Regions from separate parts of the Homo sapiens genome. Here all the other regions are linked to region 4. Evidence: chromatin contacts called from ENCODE Hi-C or POLR2A ChIA-PET data. All regions are on one chromosome and are shown on one strand. The core of a region is the stretch at or near the end of the contact, and the rest is flanking DNA. Distances in the headings are between cores, read along the strand shown.

Evidence for each region. Hi-C counts contacts between places; a loop is a spot of excess contacts on that map. ChIA-PET counts read pairs that join two places held with the same protein, here RNA polymerase II (POLR2A). Pooled maps may share reads with other maps.
Region 1: a loop to region 4 is called in a map of ascending aorta, with 2.3 times the contacts of the local background. The contact joins the enhancer-like site here to the promoter of HERC3 in region 4. A Hi-C loop is called at or near these places in 7 of 168 maps with a recorded cell type or tissue (CD4-positive, alpha-beta T cell, CD8-positive, alpha-beta T cell, ascending aorta and 3 more), 1 of 37 single-sample maps with no recorded cell type and 24 of 50 pooled maps. POLR2A ChIA-PET finds 5 or more read pairs at or near these places in 1 of 52 experiments (activated CD4-positive, alpha-beta T cell).
Region 2: a loop to region 4 is called in a pooled map, with 5 times the contacts of the local background. The contact joins the enhancer-like site here to the promoter of HERC3 in region 4. A Hi-C loop is called at or near these places in 3 of 37 single-sample maps with no recorded cell type and 14 of 50 pooled maps. POLR2A ChIA-PET finds 5 or more read pairs at or near these places in 5 of 52 experiments (H1, PC-9, activated CD4-positive, alpha-beta T cell and 1 more).
Region 3: a loop to region 4 is called in a map of CD8-positive, alpha-beta T cell, with 6 times the contacts of the local background. The contact joins the promoter of HERC6 here to the promoter of HERC3 in region 4. A Hi-C loop is called at or near these places in 6 of 168 maps with a recorded cell type or tissue (CD4-positive, alpha-beta T cell, CD4-positive, alpha-beta memory T cell, CD8-positive, alpha-beta T cell and 2 more), 6 of 37 single-sample maps with no recorded cell type and 16 of 50 pooled maps. POLR2A ChIA-PET finds 5 or more read pairs at or near these places in 2 of 52 experiments (CD4-positive, alpha-beta memory T cell and activated B cell).

What each region holds. Positions count from the first base shown.
Region 1 is chr4:88,814,286-88,820,129 of GRCh38, forward strand. The region is part of intron 7 of FAM13A (family with sequence similarity 13 member A); the gene reads right to left. Among named protein-coding and RNA genes, the nearest start is that of FAM13A-AS1, 110 kb to the left of the region's middle. Within about 2 kb of position 4,531, at least 8 of the 41 ENCODE cell types and tissues checked have a DNase peak (open chromatin) inside an H3K27ac peak, as active enhancers do; they include ascending aorta, where a contact is called at or near this core.
Region 2 is chr4:88,790,964-88,796,798 of GRCh38, forward strand. The region is part of intron 8 of FAM13A (family with sequence similarity 13 member A); the gene reads right to left. Among named protein-coding and RNA genes, the nearest start is that of FAM13A-AS1, 84 kb to the left of the region's middle. Within about 2 kb of position 1,493, at least 4 of the 41 ENCODE cell types and tissues checked have a DNase peak (open chromatin) inside an H3K27ac peak, as active enhancers do; they include PC-9, where a contact is called at or near this core.
Region 3 is chr4:88,376,236-88,381,894 of GRCh38, forward strand. It overlaps HERC6 (HECT and RLD domain containing E3 ubiquitin protein ligase family member 6), which reads left to right and starts at 2,617. Exons shown (of 23, transcript NM_017912.4): 1 at 2,617-2,885. The coding sequence starts at 2,687. RefSeq lists a silencer at 2,840-3,029 and an enhancer at 3,040-3,369.
Region 4 is chr4:88,589,313-88,594,690 of GRCh38, forward strand. HERC3 (HECT and RLD domain containing E3 ubiquitin protein ligase 3) reads left to right here and starts at 3,168. Exons shown (of 26, transcript NM_014606.3): 1 at 3,168-3,262. RefSeq lists silencers at 2,674-2,733, 2,904-3,463, 3,784-4,193.

The DNA.
Region 1 (5,844 bases), core at 3,281-5,780, 230 kb after region 4:
TAGCTGAGGCTCAGTTAGATAAGCCACACAGGGAGTGAATTTTGAGGGTCACGTAGGCATTTTTTTGGGAGAAAGATAATGCACAGGAGGAGAACTATGAGAGAGACAGAGAGAGAGAGAAGAGAGAATGTGCTTGGAAAGCATGGGAGAATTAATAACTCGGCAGGTGTGGCAATTGAGGGAGTTCAGCACCAGGGGCGCAGCAGTGACCTGCCAGAAAGCTGACACTGGAGAAACAGGCAGGCTTTTGGGTTTCTATCAAATCAAGGAGTTGAAAAAGAGGAAAGTCACTTATAAAAATAAAACACAGGGTATCAATGGTCTACTCAGGCCAGCATTTAGTTTCTAATTTTAGTTTCAAGAGTTATTTTAACCTAGACAGCGAAATTATTTCTTTTTATAATCATTTTGCTGACTGCAAAATACTGGTATCTATTATGTTTTTTTCTAAACGCTTAATTTTTTTCTCTAGCCTTTCAGTTCCATTCCTTTAATATGATCTGAGTAAAGCAGTTCAATTCTTTATTTTTATTTCTAGTAAGTTCAAGTTTTCTGAAGTCTTTTTTTTGGGGGGAGTGTGACAGGGTCTTAATCTGTCATCTAGGCTGGAGTACAGTGGCATGATCATACCTCACTGCAGCCTCAAACTCCTGGGCTAGAGTGACCCTCCTACCTCAGCTTGTAGGTAGGACTACAGGCATATGCCACCATGCACAGATAATTTTTAAAAAAAATTTTGTAGAGACAGAGTCTCACTATGTTGCTCAGGCTGGTCTCCAACTCCTGGTTTCCAGCGATCCTCCTGCCTCTGCCTACCAAAGCACTGGGATTACAGGTGTGTGCCACCGCACCCAGCTTCCCTGAGTTTTATTCTTAGATTTGATGAGAAGATACCATGTTTTCCTGAGCTTGGTCTTTAAAGGTATTATAAAACATATGTCTTAAACCACCCCCCCACCTCATTATTTTCACTTTGTTACTTAGGCACCTTAATTTTAAAGAGCAACTTCCGAGGCTTCTCCTATCTTATTTTTACCACCCCTGGCCCCACTATTTCCCATTAACATGTCTTTTCTCATGCAAAAACTAAAATCAATTTCCATATCTGGCTTTGGGATAATTTGCACAAGGGTTATAATGTACTATACTTTGGTTCTGGAGTCCGTTATTTGTTTAGCAACAATATTCTAAGTCTATACTTGATATCAGAAGTCAAATTTATTTCAGAGCTTATCTTAAAATGATGGTTTAAAATTTGAAAGGGATTTTAAATTTAGAAATACAGACAAATCTCTTTGCAAGAAAAGGACATAGATCAAAAGATTCATTTACAATTTTTAAAGTGTACTCATGTGTACTTGGTCAAAACAAAGTTCATCTGCCATTTTTATGTGTAAAAATGGACTTGTCATAATTTCCTTCAGTGTATCTCTATCAGCTAAGATATTGTGTGACCTGAAAATGTTTATTATAATCTGAAAACTTTAAAATATTTATTAGAAATTCAATCTTGAACTACGTTTATTTAGAAAAATTAAAGAAGGCTGAATGTAACATTGCTCTTAACATTTTCCATTGACAGATGTATGTTTATCCCTAGTGTATAAACTACTCAGTGTCTATGACAAAACATTCCTCCAAATACAAAATATTAATAGTTGCTATCTGTACTAGGAATAAGAGAATCCAAGTTCTTTTTCTAAAAAAAAAAAAGAAAGGTAAATTCAACTTTTTTGAATAAATCTTTATCTTAAAAAAACCAAAGTAGAATTAATTCCAGATAATTACAAAATAGTCTTTTATCCTCTCTATCATTATATAAGAAAAAAGAAGCAGAAGAGGAAACCTTCCTATTTCAATGTACATATAAAATAGGAACTTCATTTTCCTTAAACTGCATTAATGAATACAGTAACTCTGGGAAATAAACTAAAAACTATTTCCTCTTTCTCAAGGTAAATATCAAATACTCCGCAATGTAAACAGAAGTAGTGTTCCAAATTGTTTTTTCTTTGCACTACAGGAATGCTTATATAATAACTAAGGGTGAGTAAATTACTTGCAATTTTTTAGTATAAGAATATTCCTAGCAATTTATATGGAAAGCTTTAGAAATTATGTCGACAATAGTGTTCTGATATGCTTCCATTAAATTTCTCTGTAGTCTCCAATTCAGCAAGTATTTACTGAGTACCTGCTACGTGCCTAACATAAAAACAACTTAAGCTGCCCTGTCCCGAGTCACTTTTAATCTGTAGTGCAGTAAGTGTCTATATATTAGAGCTCAATGCTAATGGGAGGAAGGTCAGGAGTTCAGTTTCCTCTGCCAGTTAGCTAGTTTTTATCTTTTGAATGACAATAGACTCTTCCCTTTACTAAGCTTCTAATGGGGGAAAACTCCACTATTAATCCCAAATACATGCCATGATCATCAACTTCGTATACAAATGGCTATTCTTTAGACATGTGTGTAGAGTGTTTTCCATTTGTTTCTACATATGTCACTGAACAAGTCATTTTGTTTCCCTGTGTTTGAGTTCAGTCATCTGGAAAATGGAAGCTATAATTTAGATTATCTTTAGGGATCCGTTTGGCTCTAAAATAGAGTCTATATTTTCATAATTCTCAAAAGTTACTTTTGCATATGTTAATAGCAGCATTATTCATAACAGCCAAAAGGTGGAAATAACCCAAATGTCCATCAACTGATGAATGGATAAACGAAATTTGCTACATCCATATATCATAATATTATTCAGCCATAAAAAGGAATGAAGTATTGATACATGCCACAACATGGATGAATCTTGAAAACATTATACCAAGGGGAAGAAACTACTCACAAAAGATTACCTATGATATGATTACATGCAAACTGATGATATGATTACATGCAAACTGTACAACTCTGTGAATATACTCAAAACTATTGAATTGCATATTTGTATGATATGTGAATTATATCTCAATAAAGCTGTTAAAAAATTATTTCTATAGCCAAGCATGGTGGCTCATGCCTGTAATCCCAGCATTTTGGGAGGCTGAGGCGGGTAGATCACTTGAGGTCAGGAGTTTGAGACTAGCCTGGCCAACATGGTGAAACCTCGTCTCTACGAAAAATACAAAAATTAGCTGGGCATGGTGGTGCATGCCTGTACTCCCAGCTACTCAGGAGGGTGAGCCAGGGGAATTGCTTGAACCCAGGAGGCAGAGGTTGCAATGAGCCAAGATCGTGCCACTGCACTCCAGCCTAGGGGACAGAGCAAGACTCTGTCTCAAAAAAAAAAAAAAGTTATTTCTAGTTCTTCTTAAGGTAAGAATAAATAGTGCATTAAAAATGTTTAATACAGAACATACTATTCCATTGGGAATCCATTCTGCACCACAGACAAATGTAAGTTTCATAGGAAAAAATAGGGTGAAAGCTTTGAGAGTTTCAAGAAATTTGGTTCAATTCTATTTTCAACAGTACTTCCTGCAAACCATTCCAGAGGTCATCTTCCAATATTGATGCGATGAAATGCACTGCAATGATATAGCACTACCTGAACTGTGCTAAGCACTTTTGCATTGATGGAATTGAAACTGTATTGCAAGCATAAGAAGACAAAACTAAAAGAAAAGCAACATACCCTTTACATCTGAGTAGTTTCATCATTTACAAAACAAACAAAACAAAACCCACAAAACCAAAACTATCACTTTTTCTTTTTCTTGAGACAGAGTCTTCCACTGTCGCACAGACTGGAGTGCAGTGGCATGAACTCAGCTCACTGCAACCTCTAACTCCAGGGTTCAGGTGATTCTTGTGCCTCAGCCTCCCAAGTAGCTGGGATTACAGGAGCATGCCAGCACGCCCAGATAATTTTTTTTTTTGTTTTTCTTTTTGTATTTTTAGTAGAGACGGATTTCACCATGTTGGCCAGGCTGGTCTCAAACTCCTGACCTCCAGTGATCCCCCCCGGACTTGGCCTTCCAGAGTGCTGGGATTACAGACATGAACCACTGTGCCTAGTCCTATCACATTCTTTAACTCCAAAATCTCCCTCATAAAATAAGTACCTTGGGTGGTATCATCTCTTACAGACAATGAAAATGACCTGCTCAAATTCATATATGGCCAGCTAGCTGTCAGTGTCTATATATGTTTTCTGATGGCAAGTTTACCACTGGTTTGTACTGAATAGTTAACATCTTTACTTTTTCAGTGGTTTAGACAGGATGATCCTAAAATTTGAAAATATCCTCACCTTAGTTCATGTTATCTTCTTTATTTGGAGTAATTAGCAAATATTTGGGCTCCATGGGTAATTAAACCATCATGTGAGAACAGAGCCCACAGAGATCTTATTTGTTCTCACTGACAGTGATAAAGCATAAATTCAGACACACAACCCATAGGCACTGGCCCAGATTTAAAGTGAGGCAGCTTTTAACTCCCTCCCAGACTGTGTTTGTGGAGGGAGAGGGCAGTGCCAGGAGTGCTACCAGAGTGCCAACAAGTTAGGAAAAACAGAGACTTCTAGATAAATTAACTGAAAGGTGTCATCTCCACGAGCAGCAGAGGGCTCTCTAACACCACACAGAAACTCACAAGCTGGCCCAACATTACCTGGGTTCTTCCCTGGTGAACTCCCATACCATCCCCATGTTATCAACGTTTACGTTGGCAAAAGGATATTCTAAAGAGCGATGCTTAGGAAGAACTGATGAATTCTACTGATAAGAAGCTTCAGTGAAACTTTTAGATATTGGGTCACTAATACATGTTTATTAATCGTCTTTAAGTCTTTTTTGAAGAAGAGCCACTGCAATTTGGAATTATGATGTGCTTCACCATCATAAAACAAATATTCAATAATATACACTGGATATCATTATTTGCTACATGAAAAAAATAATTACATAGACATGATTGATTTCAGCTTCTCACTTTGGTAGACAAACCCAGGAAAGAACAGGATGCCAACACATGAAAGCAGATGTCAATGCACTGAAATCAAAGGAATCCACATCAATCATCAGCACTCACAGGTTCATAACTTCATCTCATCTGCCATCATTATTCCTTGTGGATATAAATTCAGTTAGTTTACTGGAAAGTTAGTCTAGCAAATTAAAATACTGCAATGAAAGTTGAGAGTTTTGTCATAGCTATGACTCAGAGTTAAAATTTTGTATCTTAGCCTGCTTGAGTCTTTCTATACATAAAATAGAGATCCTTACCTACATCCCCACAATACCTAAGGGGAAGAAAACTCAATGAAATATGAATTGTACAAAGAGCCTGTGGTACAAACTAGGCCTGAGATCTGACAAAACAGATTATCTCATTAGTGACAGAAGGTAAATTTAGTCACCTGAGAAAACTTATATTTCAATTCTTAGTTTAATATAGTTTCTCCCTCCCTTTATTTCTGATATTATTTTATTTTTCTCAAGGAACTTTTTCCGATGCTAAGAATATCCATATAAGTTGATACACTATGTTGAGTTTCATTATTAGCTATAAGTAGTATGTAAATATTTTAGTATTTTAAAAAATAACTGGGACTGTTTAATTATCTCAATAGAGATAGTTAATAAGATCCTGTCTTTAAGCCATGTAGTGAATCATTAAGAACTGAGGACTTTACAGAAGGTTGTAATTTAAACATTCAGCCTCTGCCATGTTTTTTCTAAAGATCATGAGTTTCTAAACAGCCAACTCCATCCTGGAAACTCTGCCAATAACATTCAGTAATAAACAGATAGCAAGACACATTTTATTTCATTTTTAGTTTTTGACCTTATCTGTCATTCTCATCTTGGCTACAGATTAGCAGTAACAACGTATCTTCTATA
Region 2 (5,835 bases), core at 243-2,742, 200 kb after region 4:
GCCATGTGCCTTCCTGCCACCTACTTCACCTATTTCTATCTTTTCCCAGCCCAAATCCATTCCCTTCCTTCTCCTCTTAGGCCAGGAAACAGAACATCTTTCTAAAACTCTGCTCTCAACAGGCAGAGGGCAGTGGGGACGACAGGGATAGAGAACAAGGAACCGATATTGTTTTCTATATGACTATTTCTAAACCATCTTTTCGAAGCCACATTTTCTTCCTAAGTTTCTCAGGATGGAAAGCATCTCAAGCTCTGTAATGTGTCAGCTTAACATCTAATTTACAATGTTTTTGTTGAGCACTTACAAATTTTCATGATTTTCCCATTTTTTTAAAGCCTGAATTCTTTTAAAAGTATTGAGAAGTGGTCAACACAAAGTAGAATGATAAAATTACAAAACACTATCAGGTTAGCATGCTTCAGAACTTTCCCCCTCATGCCTGCACTTATGTTCACATAACCACAATGAGTGTTGAGGCTGGCAGCTATTTTAATTGTATTAACACATTACATTCTCACAATCTGCCCTCTAGTGTTTAGTTGGCTTGTGAATCAAGATTTAAAAGTGCCTATCCTTTAAAAGAAGAGGTTAAATATTGAGCAGATTTGAGACAATCTTTAGTCGTGTCAAACTATAGTTCTACCTAATAGTCCTAATAGTTCTTTTCTTTCTTTGTAGAGACATTCAAAGAAAATCAAAGTTGTTAAGGACCAATATTGATAGTTGTCTTTCAATTACTCCAAACATTCTAATTTATACGATATAATTTTCAACATATGAATATGTTGCTTGGGAATCATCTGTCAGGTTTTTCTCCCATGTAAGTGTATATCTCATCTCTTTCAATGTAGAATCTCAAGGCCTCAAGGGACTGTACAATATTTCTCATTTTCTTTCATCACACTCCCTCCCACTACCACCACCATCATGTCTTCCATAGTACTCATTATCCCAGAGGTGATCAAAAAATGTTTACTCTTTCGCCCAAGATAATTTTCTTTAGCTAAAGCTGTAGCTCTTTGTTATGGCCACAGACAAACCCAGAAAAACCACGTAAAATCATGTGATTAGGTAAAAGGGAAGCTGATTCAAATTCGTATTAAATAATTAAGAAGATAAGTAAATAAATACAAACACCCTAAGACTTACTGAGTACTTACTATGTTCCAGACACTGTGCTAAGTACTTTTACATAGTTTTTTTTTCACTTATTATTTACAATAACCCTATGAAGAGGTACTACTCTTTTCCCTGTTTTCAGATGAAGAGGTTAGAAAGGTTAAATAACTTACCCACAGCCATAGAACCAAGAAATAAATGAGCTAGGATTTGAACCAAGAAAGGTTTTAGCTCAGAGTCTAAGCTCTTAATCACTCCACTAGCTTGTCTTTCAATCCATTACTCACTACAGTCATCTTTGGATATGGAGGCCTGGCCTTAGGTATTTTACTTTGCTTTTAATTACAACAATTTCTCCTCTGCCTCACAATGCCTGTTATTCATAGTGGTTCCCAGGCTACATAACCAACAATAAAACCCTTTCTGCTTTCTGTCTTTAACTGGAACAAGCAGTCCTTGCTTTTGCTACTTTGTGGCTTACCCTCTGTAAATTCAACAATATATAATTAACTCCTATACTCCACTTCTCAGTACAGTTACACAACCTTGGTTTTGAGAGCAGGGACCCATATGAGTAATGACTCGGGGAAAACCCAGAAGAGAGTAAAGAATGTGGATCTGCTAGATGCTAAAAAACATTCCAAAGACATGTCATTAGCCTGTTAGTCCTCTATGCCATCTCAGAATGAAGACATGTATTTCCTCTCCTCCTTTCCACATCCTTTTGAACTGTCTTCTTTTTGACTATTAAAGCAGATCCTGATGTTTTGATGTTCATTTTCCATGAAGGGAGGGTGAAGAAAGAAAGGCAAGAAAGAAAAAGACAAGGAAACAACAAACAAGATGAGGTTCTGAGATTTCTAACTCTTTAAATAAGTGCTTCTTCATTCTTAATGTGCATAGGAATCACCTTGGCACTTGTTAATACAGACTGTGATTCAGCAGGTCTAGGTCTTGGGAAGGGGAAGCTGAGACTGCATTTCTAATACATTCCTCAGTGATTCTAATACTGTTGGTTTGTGGAAGACACTGAGTGGCAGAGGCTCTTATCTTCGCAACTAAAATTCTTCAAAACTTCAATTACTTAAATATCCCAATAATGATTTTTAAATACTGTAATCTAAGTAATGAAGGTAGGATACGGAAAACTCATGTTAACCTCAGTGAATAAAAGTCAACACATCGAAATTTCTCCAACAGCTTAGAGAAAAATGACCTGAACCATCTAAATCAGTTGTAGAGCACATTTCTCAGAGTACAAAAGTAAACGAATAAATCAATAATAAAACCAAGTAATTAAATCATATTCATATTTTTGCTAGCATATTTATTTTAGGACAGTTTTAGAATAAAGTGTGATGTTTTTAATAGTCCTTTGGAATTTCTGGTATATTTAACTAGTCTATAATTTCAAGTTCTTTTAATAGAATTCCTATATAAAGCATTAGGAGAAGATATTTTCCACTGGTAATCAGAAAAGAAAGTTCTGGTCTTGGCTCTGCAGTTGATTAGACAAAATCACTGGCAGGTTGTTGGTTAGCTTGGCTGCATTGGGTTGGTTTCTTCACATAGAAAATGAAAGGTCTGGCTAGTGATCTCTGTAGTTTCTTTTACCTCTAAAAGAAACCTCAAAAAATTGTTCTATCTCAGGTTCAGGCTTACTGCCTAAAGTTTACATGATTACAAAAGGTTATGACTGCATATTTAGTTTTATGACATAGTATCAGATACATTTATGGTTTATTAGATTCCAAAATAACTTTGGTATTTAGTCAGGCATCCACCGCCATAGTTCCTGTGGGATGTACTTAACAATTCACCCTTAACAAAATTTTAAAGAATATTTAACAAAAGCAATAGAGATTTCTTCCATAACTAAGACACTGACAAAAAGGCAATAAGCATTTAAACAATAAGCAAATAAGCCAAAGTGAAAGATAAAGAAATTTCCTTCTTCATCTGTATGTAGCTTGCTTTTTACCCTCTTCGGAGAGCTAAGAATAATGAATTTTTTTTCAGCGTCTTTGACTGATTTGCTAAGAAAATTTCTTACTTATGCATTATAAACAGTTGGATATGGAAGCGTTCATTTCCTAATGTTGACAAAGCAAGTATTTAAAATGGAAAGAAAGATGCTCACTCATATGCAGATCCCAGTTCTATGGCCAAATTCAAACCTAAGCCTACTGTTAGTGATGATGCAACTGAATATTCTATTGGCATGGTCATTTAAAATAGATTCTAAGCCTACTTTGAAATATATTCTATGACATATTGAAATATCTTTAGTCTTTATTTTTACTAGCAAAACCCAAACTATATTTCCTTAAGCCAATTATGCTCAGCAATATTAGTCTGTAAAATTTGCATGTGATAAGATGCACAGATGCCTGTTGACAAGTGATTCTTTAATTAAATCTCTTGATTTGAAATAAAAAAGCATACATTTAAAAAGAGGTTTCAAATCTACAAAATGGAGACATCTTGAAAAGCATGTGTTCTCTTTTCTGTGCGTTGTCTTATTTCAGTATGTTCTCCTCTATGGCATATAAAATCCTGCCTGTAAAATATTACCGTTTTATTAGGAAACATGAGGTCTAACAAAATTATCAGTTTCTCTAGGATATAATATTTAAATTTACTCTTTTTTTAATTGAGCAAGGATTAAAAAGACAATTATGAGATGTTCGCTTAAATAAACCTAAGGATAAAGCTCATGTAACAATCATCAAAATAGCCTAAAATTCTTAATTTGTCAATTTAACAAAATATAGTATTTTTAGTATCATCTTAAAATACGATAAGTTGATATGCAGCATCAACATTATACATATATAACAATGCACATATTTGTTATGGTATAATGGCTTTCTAAATTAAATTTTGTTCATAATTTTAGTGCATTCTTCATAGTGTCATACATTAAAACAATTCAATCCTCAATATTTATTCCTTTTGTTTTAACCTCTAGCTATGATTATCATATGCAGAACTTTAGTGGAACATTTGTTGGTATTTAAACTCTGATAAAAGTTGCATCATCCTTTTGCATCATTACAGACATTTTGGGTAGCCTCAAATCTTGGTTTAAAATTGCATACTGTGCATAATATACTAGAATATAAATTGAAAACATACTACATGGATATAACTCAAAAAGAGGAAAATATTTATCCTCATACCTTCTCTAATTCATGTTTCCTATTCTTTTAAATAGCCTGATTTGAAGAAAAAATTACTCTTCACAGCTATATCTTAATGCTATATTAAATTTATTCTAACAAATCAAATATAACCCATCGAAATGTCAGAATACTCATCTTTTATACAGCTTCTTTTGACAATTATTGATGTTTTCAATTTTATATATTTAGTATGTTTTAGCATAAAAAGAAATGGAAAGTTTAGTTTTTACACTAAGGTCTATATTAACAAAATTATAAAATGTAATGGATAATTCACTTATATACTGTATCCCTTTTCCATTTTACAGAAAATTGAAGAGCAGAGAATTTAAGTATCTAAGTTTACACAGCTCCATTCTATCTATGTAGTCTGGCTTCAGGGTATGTCCTCGATACTCTGAACAATCTTTATTCTCAAATAATGCTGCTATTTACATAAATTGTTGGCTATACCTCTAGTTATTTCATTAGAATTAGGTTACTAAAAGTGCTTTTTTTGATTCAAATAGATGTTCTCCAAATTTATATAATGCAGAAAATTTTTATTTCATCTAGGTTTTCATGTTTATTAGTTTCAAATTGCATGATGTATTCTCTAATCTTTTAAAAAATTATTATAACCCTTACAGTAAACTTCAGTTATGATTATTAGTATCATCTCTCATTTTTCTCAAGCTTATCAAGAATTTTCTATCTTGTAATTTTCATTTTTAGTCTCAAAGAACCAGCTCCCGAATTCAAGTATCAGTTCTGCTCGTTTTCTGTTTTCTTTTATTATTAATGAATTATTTTAGGTTTCAAAGAGGTTGCTTTTTCTTCCTTTCTATAACTTCTTATTCTGAATGTGTGGCTGATTTATCTTCAATCTTGTGTTAGGTTACCTCTTAAAATAAGTTTAGACTTTATTCTATAAATTTTCATATATACTTTTTCTTTATTTTCTTAACAGTATGCACTTGAGATTCTTATTTACTCTTTGAGTTATCCCCTTCCTCCTGTCCCCTTACAAGAGTTTTCATTGGTTGATTGAAAGTTTTTGTCATTAATTACACTGTGGTCAGAAATTATTGGCTATCAAAATTTCTGCTCTTTAAGAACTTTTAAAGATAGCTGAATAATTTTTATAAAGTAGCAGAAATGCTTGATTGAGCTCTATATTATGCAAAATTTCACATATGTATATAGGTGCTCATTTATTTGAAATCTTATTAATTTTACAAAATTCTCAATGCTATCTATCCTGTAAATTTTGTTATGGACATATAGTTATATGTATAAGTCCTATATTTCAAATGTGTTTACTTGTTTACCCTTGATAATGTAAGAATTTAAATTTATATGATTTGATAATACCGTAGATATGTTTATCTTTTTATTATTGATCTTTCTGTGCCACTTTGTTTTAGGTATGACTCTTTTGCAAATGGTATAGTTCAACTAGGTTTTTTTTTTTTAGTAGTTTAGCTTTTCTCAAATAATTTAATCCACTTACATTTATTGTCCTAGCTGATTTGTTCTAGTATTGTTT
Region 3 (5,659 bases), core at 1,367-3,866, 210 kb before region 4:
GCACTTTGGGAGGCTGAGGCAGGCGGATCACTTGAGGTTAGAAGTTCGAGATCAGCCTGGCCAACATGGTGAAACCCTATCTCTACGAAAAATACAAAAATTAGCCAGGTGTGATAGTGCCCGCCTGTAATCTGAGCTGTTCAGGAGGCTGAGGCAGGAGAATCGCTTGAATCGGGGAGGTGGAGGTTGCAGTGAGCTGAGATCGTGCCACTACACTCCAGCCTGGGTGGCAAAGCGAGACTCTGTCTCAAAAAAAAATTTTTTTTTAAAGAAATAACTTAATTTGAGGGCTCAGTATCTTATGGTAATAATACCAAACTCCTACATTTTGTGCTTGAGAAAAGAAATAAACATTAAGAAATTACTATTCAGAAAAAGGTTATATTTGGTATACAGCAAAACAGAACCAGAAATACTAATACTATCCACTGACTCACTACTCATCAATCCAATTGTCCGACATACCCTTATTAGCATCTACCAAGTTCCAGGTACTCTTGAGGTAGAAAAATAAAGAACATTTGTTCTTCTCTTTAAAGAACTTGAAACATGGTCATGAAGAGTGGTGAATTGAAATTACATAAATAGGTTCTGTAATAGTTTCTTTTAAAAAAAAATCAATAATGCTGATGATGGCTAACATTATCAAAGTTACCAAATCTAAAAACCAGTGCTCAGCGGGACATGGTGGCCTATAATCACAGCACTTTGGAAGGCTGAGGTAGGCAGATCATCTGAGGTCAGGAGTTCAAGACCAGCCTGGGCAACATGATGAAACCCCATCTCTTCAAAAAATACAAAAGTTAGCTGGGCGTAGTGGCACGTGCCTGTAGTCCCGCTACTTGGGAGGCTAAGGCGGGAGGATTGCTTGAACCTGGGAGGCGGAGGTTGCTGTGAGTTGAGATCACGCCATTGCACTCCAGCCTGGGCATCAAGAGCGGAAACTCTATCTCAAACAAACAAACAAATAAATAAATAAAAATCAGTGCTCAATCCTTACCTTGCTCCACAAGAAATTGACAGAGTTGATCCTTCCTTTATTCGTTACTTGCTCTGTCTATAACTCCTCCTCCTGGTTTTCCTCCTATGATCAGTCCTCTAGCCTCTGCTATACTGTCACCACATTCACCCCCTGGGTGTTCTCATTCAGCCATCTGGCTTTAAGCATCACCTCTACACTGATGGCTCCCAATTTTCTGACTACACCCAAGCTTCTCTCTACAACTCCAAAACAGTTTATCCTATTGCCTTCTTGATTAACAAGCATCTTACAGTTATCATTACCAATCTGTATTCCAGACACACATAGCTTAAACCTGCACCTTCCTCAGGGTTTCCCAGTCCAGTAGAGTTTACCTTGGAGTAACCCCTAAAGCCAACCCTGGAGTAATCCCTAATCCCTTTTCTTCTTTCCCCCCAATTTCTAATCCATCATCAAATCTGTGGACTCTTACTTTCAAAACATGTCTTGAATCTAATAACTTCTCCTCTCTTCCCTTCTAGGATATCACCTGACCTGAACTCTGAAGTAGTCTCTGCTAACTGGCTTTCTGCTTCCATTTTTGTCCTATTATTTTTCACACAGCAGCCAGATGAATCTTTAAAAACTGAAGTCAGATCATGGCTCTTCTCTATTCAAAACCTTCCAACTGCTTCTTTTCATCCTCTGCCCTCAGGTGTGATCACGACTCATTCCCTCATTTCCCATGTCCCCTCAGCTCTCTGCACAAATATCACTTCATCAGAGAGATCTTCCCTAATATCATCTCAAATACCAGTGCCTTCCGCCTCCACCCTCTGGTTCCTGTTGTATTTTTCGTTGCCCCTTGATATTACACTATGTGTTTATCTGTTTATGTTCTCTTTCCCTCAGGAGAATGTAAACGCATCAAGAGGATCTTGTCTTTCACTAATTGTATTTTCAGGCGGGGCCCAGAGGCTCACGCCTGTAATCCCTGCACTTTGGAAAGCTGAGGGGTGGATCACTTGAGGTCAGGAGTTCGAGACCAGCCTGGCCAACATGGTGAAACCCCATCTTTACTAAAAATACAAAAATTAAGTCGGGCGTCGTGGCGCATGCCTGTAATCCCACCTACTCGGGAGGCCGAGGCAAGAGAATCAGCTTGAACCCGTGAGGTGGAGGTTGCAGTGAGCCGAGATGGTGCCACTGCACTCCAGCCTGAGCAGCAGAGCGACACTCCATCTCAAACAAACAAACAAACAAACAAACAAAAAACAAACATATTTTCAATGCCAAAAAAGGTCTGGAATGAGGTGGGCACTCAGATGCTTTATTAACCACTCTAGGTATTATTCTAACACTTTATGTGCCTATTAAATTATCCCGACATATTAGATTTGCTGAATTGCAGTCCATATTTCGTAGATATGATAGCTGAAGCACGGAATCATTAGGTAACTTGCCCAAAGTGGCATTCACGACTCATAAATGGCTTAGGATGTAAACTCAGTTTTATTCCCTGGGACGCCCTCTCTGCTCTTCAGCACTTGAAGTTCAGGCAGCGAGAGTTGACATGGGGCCAGGGCTGCGCCCCTGGGGCGGGTTGAAGACAGGGTGAGTCTCTTGATATTCAGGAAATCATCGCGCACCCAGTCACCAGCGTTCGGGAGCCTGTCGCAGCGGGACCGACGGAATCCGGAGCAGGCGACAGGGCGCAGAAGCGGGATGTACTTCTGTTGGGGCGCCGACTCCAGGGAGCTGCAGCGCCGGAGGACGGCGGGCAGCCCCGGGGCTGAGCTACTGCAGGCGGCCAGCGGGGAGCGCCACTCTCTGCTGCTGCTGACCAACCACAGGGTCCTCTCGTGCGGAGACAACAGCAGGGGTCAGCTGGGCCGCAGGGGCGCGCAGCGCGGGGAGCTGCCAGGTGAGCGGGGGGCCCCAGGTGCAGGGTGTGAGGACCCCAGTACATGGGCGCGGGGGCTTGGGTACCGGGCGCAGGGAACCGGGTGCGGAGCGCTGGGACCCGGGTGAGGGGCGCGGGGGCCCAGGTGCAGGGAGCGGCTCAGATGCTGGGCGCCGCGGGCCAGGCAGGGAGGGGTGCTGGGAGCCTTGGATTCCTCGGGGCCCGAAGAGCCACAGGAACCAGGAAAATGGTGCCCTGTGCTACCGAAGAGCAACTTCCTCAGTTTCGTTTTCCCAACGCCCCTCGGATTTGTTTCGGTTTCCAATTCAAGTTCAAAGCGAAACTGAGAGCCGAAACTAACCTGGTCAGCGCTGCTCTGGAAAGAGATGTGGTCCCTCCGGCTTGCCTTGCAGATAAATCCTCGCCTGCGCGGTTCTACCTGGAGAAGGCAGCCTGACCTTACAAACGTGGTTTGTGGGTCAGACACCTGTATCTCCCTTAGAAATACACTGGGGCATTAAAAAATATATATATATAAAAATATATATATAAAATATATAAATATATATAATATATAAATATATACAAATATATAATATATAAATATATAATATATAAATATATATAATATATAAATATATAAATATATAACATATAAATATATATAATATATAAATATATATATAACATATAAATATATATAATATATAAATATATATATAACATATAAATATATATAATATATAAATATATATATAGCATATAAATATATATAATATATAAATATATATATAATATATAAATATATATAATATATAAATATATATAATATATAAATATATATATAATATATAAATATATATAATATATAAATATATATAATATATAAATATATATATAATATATAAATATATATAATATATAAATATATATAATATATAAATATATATATAATATATAAATATATATAATATATAAATATATATAATATATAAATATATATATAATATATAAATATATATAATATATAAATATATATAATATATAAATATATATAATATATAAATATATATATAATATATAAATATATATATAATATAAATATATATATAATATATAAATATATAATATATAAATATATATAATATATAAATATATAATATATAAATATATATAATATATAAATATATAATATATAAATATATATATAATATATAAATATATATATAATATATAAATATATATATAATATAAATATATATATAATATATAAATATATATATATAATATATAAATATATATATATAATATATAAATATATATATATACACATAATAGGCCGGACGCGGTGGCTTACGCCTGTGATCCCAGCACTTTGGGAGGCCGAGGCGGGCGGAGCACGAGGTCAGGAAATCGAGACCACCCTGGCCAATATGATGAAACCCCATCTCTACTAAAATACAAAAAATAAACTGGGCGTGGTGGCGGGCGCCTGTAGTCCCAGCTACTTGGGAGGCTGAGGCAGGGGAATCGCTTGAACCCGGGAGGCAGAGGTTGCAGTGAGCCGAAATCGCGACACTGCACTCCAGCCTGGCAACAGAGCAAGACTCTGTCTCAAAAAACATAATAATAATAAATATATATATTATATATGTGAGATAATACAATAATCGTTATGGATTATTGTAGAAATACGAGAAAGCAATCACCGTAGCTCCAACACCCAAAGATAACTCCTAACATTTTGATGCATTTTCTCCTTGTCTACTTTTTTCTATGTACATATTTAATCTTTATAAAAATCATGTCATTATAGATTTGTATATGCAGTATTTATGCAACTCTGTACATTGTGTTTTCATCAAGCATAATCTTATGAACATATTACCCTTTCATTTTGTATGTTTTGAAAATATGTTTTAAATTGCTGCATAACATTCTAAACTCTGAGAGTACCATAATTATTCTCTTTTTGTGGAAATTAGATTGTTTCCCACTAGGGGCTTTTATAAATAATACTGATTGATATTCTCGTAAGCAAATATTTGACTACATTTTTGATGACCTGCTGAGAATAGTTTCAAAAGGTGTGTGGAGGAGGAAAATTTTTCCTCTACCCTCTTAGGTTCAGCGGCTGGGTCCTGCAAACTTAACTGACAAAAGACAGATTGACAGGAGAAAAAGCATACAATTTTATTAATCTTTTACATATAGGGGAATTTACATGCGTGGGAATTTACAGAATAGAAGTGAAACTCAAGTGCTTCGACTTAGGAGCTTGTGTACCATGTTTAACAAAGAAAAGGGGGTTTGGACTTTAAAGGATGATGAACTCAGGGAAAGTGACTAGAAAATATATGGGAAAATCTAATGGAAGATAAGGGTTATTTTAATTGACTTGTTTATGCAGGCTCACCTCAGTGCCAAGTCTTCATCTTAGGTGACCCTTCTCTTCTTTTTTTTTTTTTTTTTTTTTTGAGATGGGGTTTTGCCCTGTCACCAGGCTGTAGTGCAATGGCACTATCTCGGCTCACTGCAACCTCCGCCTCCCCAGTTCAAACGGTTCTTCTGCCTCAGCCTCCCAAGTAGCAGGGATTACAGGCACTCACCACCATGCCCAGCTAATTTTTATATTTTTAGTAGAGACGGGGTTTCACTATGTTGGTCAGGCTGGTCTCAAACTCCTGACCTCGTGATCCACCCGCCTCGGCCTCCCAAAGTGCTGGGATTACAGTTATGAGCCACTGCGCCCGGCTGACCCTTTTCTTGGTGCCAGAGATGGGAGCTTCTCACAA
Region 4 (5,378 bases), core at 1,918-4,417:
CCTCAAGCGATGCTCTTGCCTCAGCCTGTAACCCAAAGCCCTGGGATTACAGGGGCATGAGCCTAGAATTTATTAAGCCTTTTATTTTTAACATGAATGTTTTTCTTTTATAAAATTTATACAGGTTAGCAAGTATATATTCCTTGGTACAATTATTTGGTTAATGTTTGTCTCCCCTTTCATGGCAACAAAGACTGTACTGTTTTGCTTACCAATGTATTCACAGGGGCTGACATTATTGTAGGTGCTCAGTATATAGTACGTTTGTTAGAGAATATATGAGAATGCAGAAAGAAATGGATGGAAGACAGGGCTATAGAAATGGAAGGAAAAAGTAAACCATGGCCTCTTCAAAACAGTTTACGTATCTGCTGTTAAGACTATTGCTGATGCTGGAGCCATTTAAAGCCATTTTGAAGCAGGACATGCTTGCTAAGGAAATTGTCATTATATGTTGTCCCAATGAAAAAAAATAAATCGAAGTACTGTGGTATCTTTACTGTTCTATGTAAGTTCTATGTAAGTTCTCAGGGTTTGGCTATTTATTTGGTAAAAGAAGCTTACAGTATCCTAACTTGTTATTTATACATTGCTCCTATCCCATTTCTAGGCTTGAGTCTTTGATAACCATCCTTTTCCTCAAGATGAAATTTCATATGAAAAACACTTGAGCCGGCCGGCACGGAGGCTCACGCCTGTAATCTCAGCACTTTGGGAGGCCGAGGTGGGCAGATGATTTGAGGTCAGGAGTTCTAAACCGGCCTGGCCAACATGGTGAAATCCCGCCTCTACTAAAAGTACAAAAATGAGCCGGGTGTGGTGGTGAGCGCCTGTAATCCCAGCTACTCGGGAGGCTGAGGCAGGAGAATTGCTTGAGCCGGGGAGGTGGATGTTGCAGTGAGCAGAGATCGCGCCACTGCACTCCATCCCAGGCAACTGAGCGAGACTCCTTCTCAAAAAAACAAACTCCGGGCGCGGTGGCTCACGCCTGTAATCCCAGCACTTTGGGAGGCCGAGGTGGGCGGATCACGAGGTCAGGAGATTGAGACCATCCTGGCTAACATGGTGAAACCCCGTCTCTACTGAAAATACAAAAATTAGCCGGGCGTTGTGGTGGGCGCCTGTAGTCCCAGTTACTCAGGAGGCTGCGACAGGAGACTTGCGTGAATCCGGGAGGCGCAGCTTGCAGGGAGCCGAGTTTGCGCCACTGCACTCCAGCCTGGGCGACAGAGCGAGACTCCGTCTCAAAAACAAAAAACAAAAAAACAACAACAAAAAAAGAAAAACACTTGAGCCATGGGCCAGACATATCAACCCAAACACTGATTGATTACAAACCTCATATGTGACACCTAACAATAGGATCTCTCACTTTCTCCTTTGCAAGTACCGGACTCCTTCGTCTTCCTACCAGACTCCTCTTTGGGCATTTAACCAGTTCTTTTGCCAACAGCATCTCTAAATTGGGATTGCATCTTTGTAATAGACTAAACTTTTGTGAAACTGCCACATATCTGGAATATAAGTGAATTGTGTTACTCTTGTCCCCAGTGTTTCTTTTTTCCTTTTTCTTTCTTTTTTTTTTTTTTTTGAGACAACGTTTCATTCTGTTGCCCAGGCTGGAGTAAGTACAGTGGCTTGATTTCAGCTTACTGCAACCTCCGCCTTCCAGGTTCCAGTGATTCTCCTGCCTCAGCCTCCTGAGTAGCTGGGACTACAGGCGCACACCACCCTACTCGGCTAATTTTGGTATTTTTTTTTGTAGAGACAAGGTTTCACCATGTTGGCCAGGCTGGTCTCGAACTGCTGACCTCAAGTGATCCACCGGCTTCGGCCTCCCAAAGTGCCGAGATTACAGGCATGGGCCACCGCGCCTGGCCATCCCCAGTGTTTCTAAACGTGTCAAGTGTGATCCAAATTTCAAAGGTTTGGATTTTTTCTTAGATGACCTGATAACTTAGATTCTGCTTTTTTAGCTTTCTTGTCTCAGTGTACTGGACAATTTGCATTATTTCACGGAGGGCTCAACACTGTCAGTCAGCCAACAACGTCTCATCCCCAGGATACACCACTCCTTGAAACTTTCTTTTCTACTTGGTCAGTCTGTTAGGTTCTCAGGACGAGCGATTGCAGACCTGAGGTGATTTGAATGTCCTTGGTAAGAATCTATCCTCAAAGGGCCTTCCTGCTTCAAATGCCAGGTTATAGAAATTCTTCCACTGGGAGAGTTATTCCTTTGGATTAAAGCAGTACCGTGCCAGTGTTCTGCATTTTACATTTAAGGGGGGCAGACACATGAAGTCACCTTTCTGAGGTTTTCTGCAAAAGATTAGCTGTGGATCAGATCAGGTCTAGGGCAAGTATGAAAGCACTAGTGACCTTGGGGAGGGGGAGGAAGCTCTGGGATTCGGCGCTAGGGAAAAGTGGAAGAGGACAAACTTTTAAAAAATCCGTTACTGGGTATAGGCCACAGAGTGTCTTTCAGATTACAAGATTTTAAGATCTGGTGCTCAGACTCTTCTTGCTATGCTCCCCCCGGGTCCACCCTCCAGCCTCCCCCAGGCCCGCCTTTCTTCCGCAGCCCCGTGCCGGTCTTCGATCCCCACCTCTCCAGAAGAGCGCCGGCGGCTGCCGCGTACCTCCTTCCCCGCCTCTCCCACCGCGCAGCGCCGCGGGCCGGCGCCGCGCTTCCTACAGTCCTACGAAGGGGAGTAAAGCAGAAGACTAGCGCACTCTCCCTCAATTGTCACCCTCCAGCTTTTTCCCCCGTGCCCAAGGCTTTCGGTCACCTCTTCATAAATAATAAAAACCAGAGTCCAGAACCTGAATAGGCAACCGCTGATCGGTCCAGCTCGCTTCCCCGCCAGTGAAAAGCAATCTTATTTCAGCGTCAACGCTCTATGTCTTGCAGTCCGATTTCGGCTGACACACCCGTGCCGCTGTCCCCGCGCCGGGCCCTCGAGTCCTGTCACCTCGGGCAGCCTGCGCCTGGCTCTGGGGCCTGGGCCTCTCCCCTCCTCCTGCCCGCGGACCTTGCCGCCCCGCCTCCAGCCCGTGCCACGGCGGCCGCCATTGGCGCGGGCCCATCCCAGAACGGCGCCCATTGGCCCGGTGCGAAGCCATTCACCCAGCGCATTCCGCCGCCCGCAGGCTTGCGGGGAAACTTCCTTATTATTGTGACGCCGAAAACGGAGAAACCCCGGGTCCGGCGAGAGGGGCTGTGACAGTCGGAGTCCCAAGCTGCGGTTCGGCTGCTGCCGAGGTGCGCAGGGCGGGGGCCGGGGTTCCAGGGAGGGGGGTACGGCGGAGCTGCAGCCGCGCTGGGCCGCGTTCCGCCTGGCACTGCAGTCAGCGCGCGGCTCCCGGAGGGGCGGCTGCGGCTCCTCCCGTGGCTCCGGCGGCGGGGGCTGCAGGCACCTCCAGAGACGACCTGGGTCTGGGGCGCGGGGAGGTTGGGGCGCGGCGCCCTTAGTACCCTGCGTACGCCTCCCTGGCGTTCTCGTGGGCTCGCCCTCCGGTCAGAGAGCCCCGCGCCGGGAAAGGCGAGACAAGCCTTCAAAATGGGAGCGCCTCCCGCCCGCGCTCGGCCGCCCTCCCGCCCTGCCGCCCGGGAGGAATTGCGACGCAGAAAGTCAAAAGGAGGATAGTCCCTATGCTCGCCCCCTGCCCCTATTTAAATTCTGGGGTTCCAGGGACCTCCGTGCAGTGAGGGGCGCGGACGCTTTCAATTGAAATGGGAGCTGGCGAGGCCCTGGCATTTTGGGGAACCTCAGCGGCCGCGAGGAGTTTGCGCCGAGGACGCGGTGCACGGCGTCCGCGATGACAGCGCCGGCAGGGCTGCGGGGCCCGGCACCACCCACTTCGCGGAGGCCGGGCCGGCTCGCCTCTCCCGGGTCCGCCTCCTGGGCGGGGCCGGGGGCGAGGGTGTGTGCGGACACGTGTGTACGGGTGTGTGTGTGTGTGTACGCCGACACGTCGGTGCGGACCGACGCGGGGGTGTCAGGAGCTGGGACGGCCGGGGGCAGGTGAGACTTGAGTCATTTGTGAATGTGTGGAGTGGGCAAACCAGGGCAACCAGACCGAGAGGAGCATGTGTAACCTGAAACAGGTGAGCCTATGGAGACAGTACCTAATGCGACTGTGCACGGAATATGTGTATGCAGCATGAGCTCCAGGGAATAAGTATTTGAACTTTGCTGTTGGTCTGTCACTGTTTCTGGCTGCTTTCTGATTGCATTTTACATCAGCTTTCAAATGAGCTCAATTAGGAAGTACCTAATTCAGAGAAAAGCCTTCCAGGATTTTGCTTGCATTCATCACGCATAGAATGCTTTGGGAAAGACGATTCAAGAGCTCTCTTCCATTTGTATGTGTCTTCTGGCTCTTTCCACAAATAAGAAGCTATTTCTAGAACCTTTTATTTGATGATTAGATAAGATCAAGTGAGCTGATTTTTCAACTCTAGACTTGAGAGAAATGAAAAAATAAAAAGTTTTAAATGCGGTGATCGGGTATCATGTTTTAGTCGGCAGATTACTGTGAAGCTCTCTCCTTTTGTACTTTCCTTTACCCTGGGGGAGGAGGGAGTAGCATTATAAATCAGAAAAGCAAAGTACATGGATTGCATATCCTAAAGCAAAATAATTGAATTACATATTTTACATCATGGTCGTACCGCCTTCGAGGCTAGGAACTTTCTGTAAAAAGTATAATGCAGGGAACAAGGAGGACAGGTTAGAAACCTCTTTGGCAGAACTCCTTTGGCATGAAAAACAAAATTAGCACATTAGCACTAGCATCCAGTTCTTGTTCAGTAAGTAGCTGGAGTTTACTTTTTGAAAAAGAAACAGGGATTTCAGAATGTTCCATGTTGTGTGCTTGAAGCCATTCGTTATAGCATTTCATTCTGAAGACCAAATTTAAATTTCTTAAGATTTGTATGACCAATTAAAAACTTTTTTTATACTTAATGAGAGTAGTAGTACCCCTACTGGAGACACAAGATAGTTATGCTTCAGTTTTATAAGTAAAAGTACTATTCTCCAGATCGAATGGGATTTTCTGCATAGAGAGGTAGAAATAAAGTTATGACAATATCTTTTCTTTCGAGATGGGGGGTCTCGCTCTGTTGCACAGGCTGGAGTGCACTGGTGCGATCTCGGCTCACTGCAACCTCCGCCTCCCAGGCTCAAGCGAATCTGCCACCTTACCCTCCAAAGTAGCTGGGACCACAGGCGTGCACCACCATGCCCAGCTAATTTTTTGTAGTTTTTGGTTTCGCCAAAAGACGAAACGGGGTTTTGCCATGTTGCTCAGGCTGATCTCCAACCCCTGGGCTCAGGCTGTCCACCCGCCTGGGCCTCCTAAAGTGCTTGACA